Linked DNA regions of Homo sapiens: region 1 is linked to region 2. A link is a loop called in an ENCODE intact Hi-C map of the cell type or tissue named here. Cell type or tissue: Calu3. All regions are shown on one strand. Links, peaks and the distances in the headings refer to the core of each region. The heading gives the core; the rest is flanking DNA. Region 1 has its middle 22 kb from the start of SH3BGRL2. Region 2 overlaps SH3BGRL2 (SH3 domain binding glutamate rich protein like 2).

Evidence for each region. Peaks named below come from ENCODE experiments on the same cell type or tissue, not always from the same donor. Only the 100,000 strongest peaks of a DNase experiment are listed, where the experiment ranks them.
Region 1: it touches region 2 in a loop (4-fold over the local background); 4 of 110 quality-filtered maps call a loop at or near these places.

The regions. Positions count from the first base shown.
Region 1 is chr6:79,607,520-79,610,444 of GRCh38, forward strand. It overlaps a transcript of SH3BGRL2 not described here. Among named protein-coding and RNA genes, the nearest start is that of SH3BGRL2, 22 kb to the right of the region's middle. RefSeq lists a silencer at 1,393-1,687. In Calu3, for the core only: no CTCF peak of the experiment used is centred there; a DNase peak (open chromatin) is centred at 1,452.
Region 2 is chr6:79,671,695-79,674,619 of GRCh38, forward strand. It overlaps SH3BGRL2 (SH3 domain binding glutamate rich protein like 2), which reads left to right. Exons shown (of 4, transcript NM_031469.4): 2 at 1,920-2,105. Among named protein-coding and RNA genes, the nearest start is that of SH3BGRL2, 42 kb to the left of the region's middle. In Calu3, for the core only: a CTCF peak has its summit at 1,138; a DNase peak (open chromatin) is centred at 1,197.

The DNA.
Region 1 (2,925 bases), core at 329-2,828, 64 kb before region 2:
CCTTTCTTCAATTCTTCCCTTCCGTGCTGCCCCATCCTAATCCTATGGGGACTGCTGTACCCACTGCAGATGCACTGCCCCTGTATTAGTCTGTTCTCGTGTTGCTATAACTACTTGAGACTGGGTAATTTATAAAGAAAAGAGGCCAGGCACGGTGGCTCACGCCTGTAATCCCAGAACTTTGGGAGGCTGAGGCAGGCAGATCACCTGAGGTCAGGAGTTCAAGACCAGCCTGGCCAACATGGTGAAACCCCGCCTCTACTAAAAATACAAAAATTAGTCGGGCGTGGTGGCAGGCATCTGTAATCCCAGCTACTCCACAGGCTGAGGCAGGAGAATTGCTTGAACCCCAAGAGACAGAGGTTACAGTGAGCCGAGATCGCACCATTGCACTCCAGCCTGGAAGACAGAGCGAGACTCCATCTCAAAAAAAAGAAAAAGAAAAGAGGTTTAATCAGCTCATGGTTCCTCAGGCTGTACAGGAAGCATGGCTGGTGAGGCCTCAGGAAACTCACAATCATGGAGGAAGGTGAAGGGGAAGCAGGCACGTCTTACATGGCAGGAACAGGAGGAAGAGAGCTAAGGGGAAAGTGCTACACTTTTAAACAGGTCTCGTGAGAACTCACTCACTATCACGAAAACAGCAAGGGGGTAGTCAGCCCCCATGATCCAATCACCTCCTCTAACACTGAGGATTACAATTTAACATGAGACTTGCGTGGGGATACAGAGCTAAACCATATCAGCACCCTCCAGTGTTTCTTCAATTGGGAGGAAGAGAAGTAGCAGGAGAGGCCTCCCTGGCTTCCTAGAGGGACAGTCCCCAACAGCACCTGGACCAAGATGTACCAGGATCATCCCTCCAGTACAACTTGCTCCTTTAATCTAGATTCCTGTCTAATTGTTCATATATGAAAGTGTTATTTTCCACAGTGTAGATTCAGCATTAGCTTTCTGTAGACAAGAAACGTGTTTAACTCACTGTGTCGTACAAAGGGCTTGGCACATGGTAACTGTTTCAAGAAGTTCTGACTTAATAGGATGCAGAACTTCCTCCAAAAAGATTACAGTTCAACTGAGGGCAGTAACATGAGGCATTATAGTTTTATAAAGATTCCTAGAATGCCTCAGCAGTTATTATTCAGAGGCAAAAGTGACAAATAAAATTTTTGTTGCATGTTTTTCAGACTTCAACCCAGGAAGCTGGCTTCTCACCCTGCCTATAGGTGAGAACCCCCTGGAATGTTTTCTGAAACTACACATGTCCCACCTGCTTCATTCCCCTTACCACCAATTTTGATTCATTAGATATAGGACACAGTTCGAAACTAGGCAATGAAGTTGCCTAAGTGATTGTCTCATGCCTAGCAAGAGTACACTGGGTACACTGCCCCCACAGAATGCTGAAATGCAGAGCCCTATACTAACAATGTGGCAAAACTAATCCTTCCACACCCTGCAAAATTGCTGGGGAGGCTGTGGGTGTAGCACTCTATGGTCTTAACACATTGCCTCACAGCAGAACTGGAACCAGGCAGGATGGAGATTCAAGTTGATCATTTACACTAAACATACATTGACTGTTGGTGTTAGAGGTGCCTCCTCATTGGTAAGCAACAGAATTTTCCCTTGTGTGATAAGCTCCTTTTACATGCATGACATTGGACACTGAGGTATGTATTTGAGGCTGGTGTGCTGATAGTCAAAGTCATTAGGTATCATTGGCTGCAAAATGAAATTTTCTTAAGAGGAAAATGTATGTAAAGGGAAGGAAGAACGTACTATTTGAAAGATCTATGTTTGACTGTCTATTAGGCAAACATCCAGATGAGTTTGACTGGAAAAGGAGGAATGGTCATGCCTGATGCTGGCTTTGATCCAAGAATGTATCCTATCTTTCCAGACTCAGGGTCCTGACCTGCACCAGCCCTGCCCTCTCCCCTGCTGACAGGGGACTCTCTCAATTAGAGAAGTGTCTTTCTTTCGTTCCTCAGCTCCTCATGTGTCTGTCTGGCCTCATCCATCCCCAGCCCTACAGCATGGGTAAGTCAACAGAACTATCCGAGTTCTGTTGAGCTCAGACAGTTCTGAGTTCAAAAGAACTACTGCCATAGTTCTTTGGCAGTGGCAATTATTATTCGTTCATACACAGTAGATACAATAGCCATACTGATCCAAGCAATACATAGCTATATTCCCATTAGCTGTCAGGATTCCAAAACACCAAATCAGTCCTGTCTCAGCCTGGTCACCTTTATTATAAAGACAGTCATATTTTTAACTAATGAAGGAAATAGGCTTGTGAACACACAGTTAGATGAGGCTGGCTAACAGCCATTGCATTTAACTGACCAAAGAAGGCAGGCCATTCAAATCTCATTTTTCATGTATCCTAACAAATAGATTTATTATGGCATTTTTGCATATGGAAGGCATATTTCTAATGTCAAATTGAAAAATTTTAGAAATATCATTCTTCAACCTGTTATAGTTTTAGAGATATGCTGCTTGAGATAATGCCTGCTTTTCCACACACTGAGTTTACATTCGCTCCTTCAAATATTGCAAGACATTTTGCTGACATTTTTATCTGGAGAAAAGGAAGGCACACTATTACTATCCTATTTGATAGTGGTGAAAGATTCCAAAAAGGCAAATTGGGAGAATGAAATAGAAATTAGATGGAGGCCTCAAGTCTGTGGCTGCCACTAATTAGTCATATAACCTTGCATAGTCTCTTAACTCATTGAGCTCACTTTTCTCAGTCATACTTTTCTTTTCATTCAACATAATTTTTGGAATTATGTGCCATTGTTTAGAGTCAAAAGAGTCTCATAAATAAATTGCTTCAGGACTTCATGCTTTCGGCTTGGAAAGGTAGAGAGGTCTCATACCCTTGAAGCCAAAAGGAAGCTGCACCTGTGC
Region 2 (2,925 bases), core at 192-2,691:
TTACCGCATGGGAAGCCTCTCTGTTACCTGGGCCCCGCCCAGTAGGCTGATGTGTTTCTCTAAGTTCCTGCTTCCTGAACTGCCTGCCCCCGCCACCCTAGGGTGGGTGCTGTTAGTTCCAGGCCATGTTCACCTCTGCAGACCTTACAAACAGGCTGTGGTAGTGTGACACATCTTCCTTCCTGATGCTAGTATCATAAACATCCACTTGAAAACTTCCTTCTACGGATTAACTTTCTCCTACCTTGTTATTTGGGTGATTTGCTATTAGTACTAGCTAATTTTCTAAGGTTTTACCTGTTTTGTTTTTTCATGTCTTCTTTTTAATCATCTGCCCTTTCTTATAAGTGAATCATGGGGGCCAGTGACTCAACAAAATGCTTTGAGTTCTGCTTCATGTCACATTGGGAAAACATGATTTGTATAAAACAGGGCATCTCTGTGGTGTGTACTGCCACCCTCCAAGCTGTTCTGTGGAAGCTAGGGTGCCACCTCTCTCTCATTAAAATATGTTTCTTCTTTTTACTCTTTTGAATATTAACACATTTATTATAATCTTCAAAACATTTTAAAATAAAACTCTTGCTCCCACTTTGTTTCCTTACCCAATTCCTGCTCCTCTAGCCCTTGGATAAGCACTTCTGTTCGTTTCTTACATGACCTTCAAGAATTTTTTAAAACAGTATAAACACAAGCAAATATAAATGCGTTCTTATTTTTCTCCATTTTTTTTTAAAGTGGGCTTAGTCTACATATAGTTCTGCTGCTTTTCTTTTTAACCTACTAATATGTCTTGGAGAGCTTTTCATAACAATGTTAACAGTACATACAGAGCTTCTGTTTTTTTTCTTTTTAAGCTGCATACTATTAAAGTGATCTCTTTAAAACACAAACCTGGACATGCCTCCTGGTCATCAGATTGAAAAAATATAGTATATATACGGGTTTGGCACTATCTGTCATTTCAGGTGTCTTCTGGGGGTCTTGGAATGTATCCCCCATGGATAAGGAGAGACTATTGTGTTTTCATTCCATCTCAATTAGTATGTACTCTTAAATTAAGAAGGTAGGCAACATTTTGAAAACTTTGCAGAGATGGATTTGCAGCTCCTCAAGAGCACATCTGACCCCTAGTGACTGAAGAAGGAAAAGTGAAAGATCAGAGGAATGAAAAGGGTTAAGAAACAGAGTTCAAAGTAAGATGATATTCTTTGTTTACTCTCACCTTAGAAGTGGAGAACATTTTTCTCCTGTGAACTGATGAAAGGATGCTTTCATGGTAGTGGCTACAGCTGTGGAATTTCTGAAGAAGGCTGCTGAGGGGAATAAAAATGTTGCTGCTGTCATGAATCAATGAAATGTCAACATCTCAGATAGTCTATACGTGGTTTTCAGATGGTTTTGGGCAAAGGGAGCTTTTATGACCATAGATGTCAACTTCTTGCAAGGGTGAGGGTGGGGTTGGGGTGGGATGGGGAGTGGTTATGGCCCACTGAGAACTAAGGCACTCTGTCATCTCATAGTCCATTCTTTCCAAGCTACCTGAATTGTGCTCCAGAGTTCTGGGGAGTCTAGGTTGAAGAAACGACCGTGTTAGTGGCCGGGTGCAGTGGCTCATACCTGTAATCCCAGCACTTTGGGAGGCCGAGGTGGGTAGATCACTTGAGCCCAGGAGTTTGAGACCAGCCTGGGCAACATAGAGAGACCCCATCTCAAAATAGCAATAACAACATCAAAGAAACGACTGTGTTGGGGCTGGCTCAGTCTTCCACTGGATATCTAGTGAGTGGACAGTGCATGACACCTACATAAATCACCTCTTTTTTTGTATCAATGACATAAATCTAGTTCAGTTTGGAAGTATATACATACTGTTTCAGATAAGCGTATCTACTTATTTGTTTGTCTTCTCTCTTTAGATAAAGAAGAAGCAGCAAGATGTGGTTAGATTTCTGGAAGCCAACAAGATAGAGTTTGAGGAGGTGGATATCACAATGTCAGAAGAACAGAGGCAATGGATGTACAAAAACGTCCCCCCGGAAAAGAAACCCACTCAGGGCAACCCCCTGCCACCTCAGATATTTAATGGCGACCGATACTGTGGAGTAAGTGGCTAGACTGTTATCATGCTGTTTCTTTTTATTGTTCAGAACACATGCCACCTAGAGTGCAGGTGGGTTTTTCCAGTGAAGACTGTGACTTCTTCACCCAATGCCCATTCAGATCCACATGTCTAACAGAGGGTGAAGTTGAGAAGGGATGTGAGTCCAAGGTCATGGACTGTGTATGTATGTGCGAGGGTTGTGTGGTATGTGAATGTAAGTGCACGTGTGTCTGTCAATCTGAGCTCTGTCTTTGCTTTGGAAACAGAAGTAGGAAGGGAAGCTCTGTGTATGTGTGTATGTATGTATGTATGTGTGTATTATGTTCTAAATTTTGAAGCATTAAAAATAATCATTTTAATTATTAAATTATTAATCAAATTATTTTTTGATTAATACATTTTAGGGGGCAGAGTAGTAGAGGGGGATAATTATCTTTGAATATCCCTTTATGGTATAAATAACTGCTAATAGCTAATCGTAAACCAGAGTTCCATTTCTTATGATAATGAGCCAGAGGGATCATTAAGAATATCAGTGCACCTCATATATGAACATATATCAGGTGCTTTCCTGCTGCATGTAGCATACGAGAAGATGAAAAAGTCACTTTCATCTATTTACCTACTTGCGTACTCCTTAGGTTAAGAAAAATAATTGAGAAACTTCTTTCTAATGAGTAAGTTAGGATTTGCCTTTTGCCATATCTCTAAGTATCTAAGTCAGTGTTTATTTTTGGACCTGTACTATAGTTATTTAAGGACGGTCTAAAGAAGAAGGAGCCACAGAGCTGAGGTGCTTGAGATTAAATAAATAGCTAGGC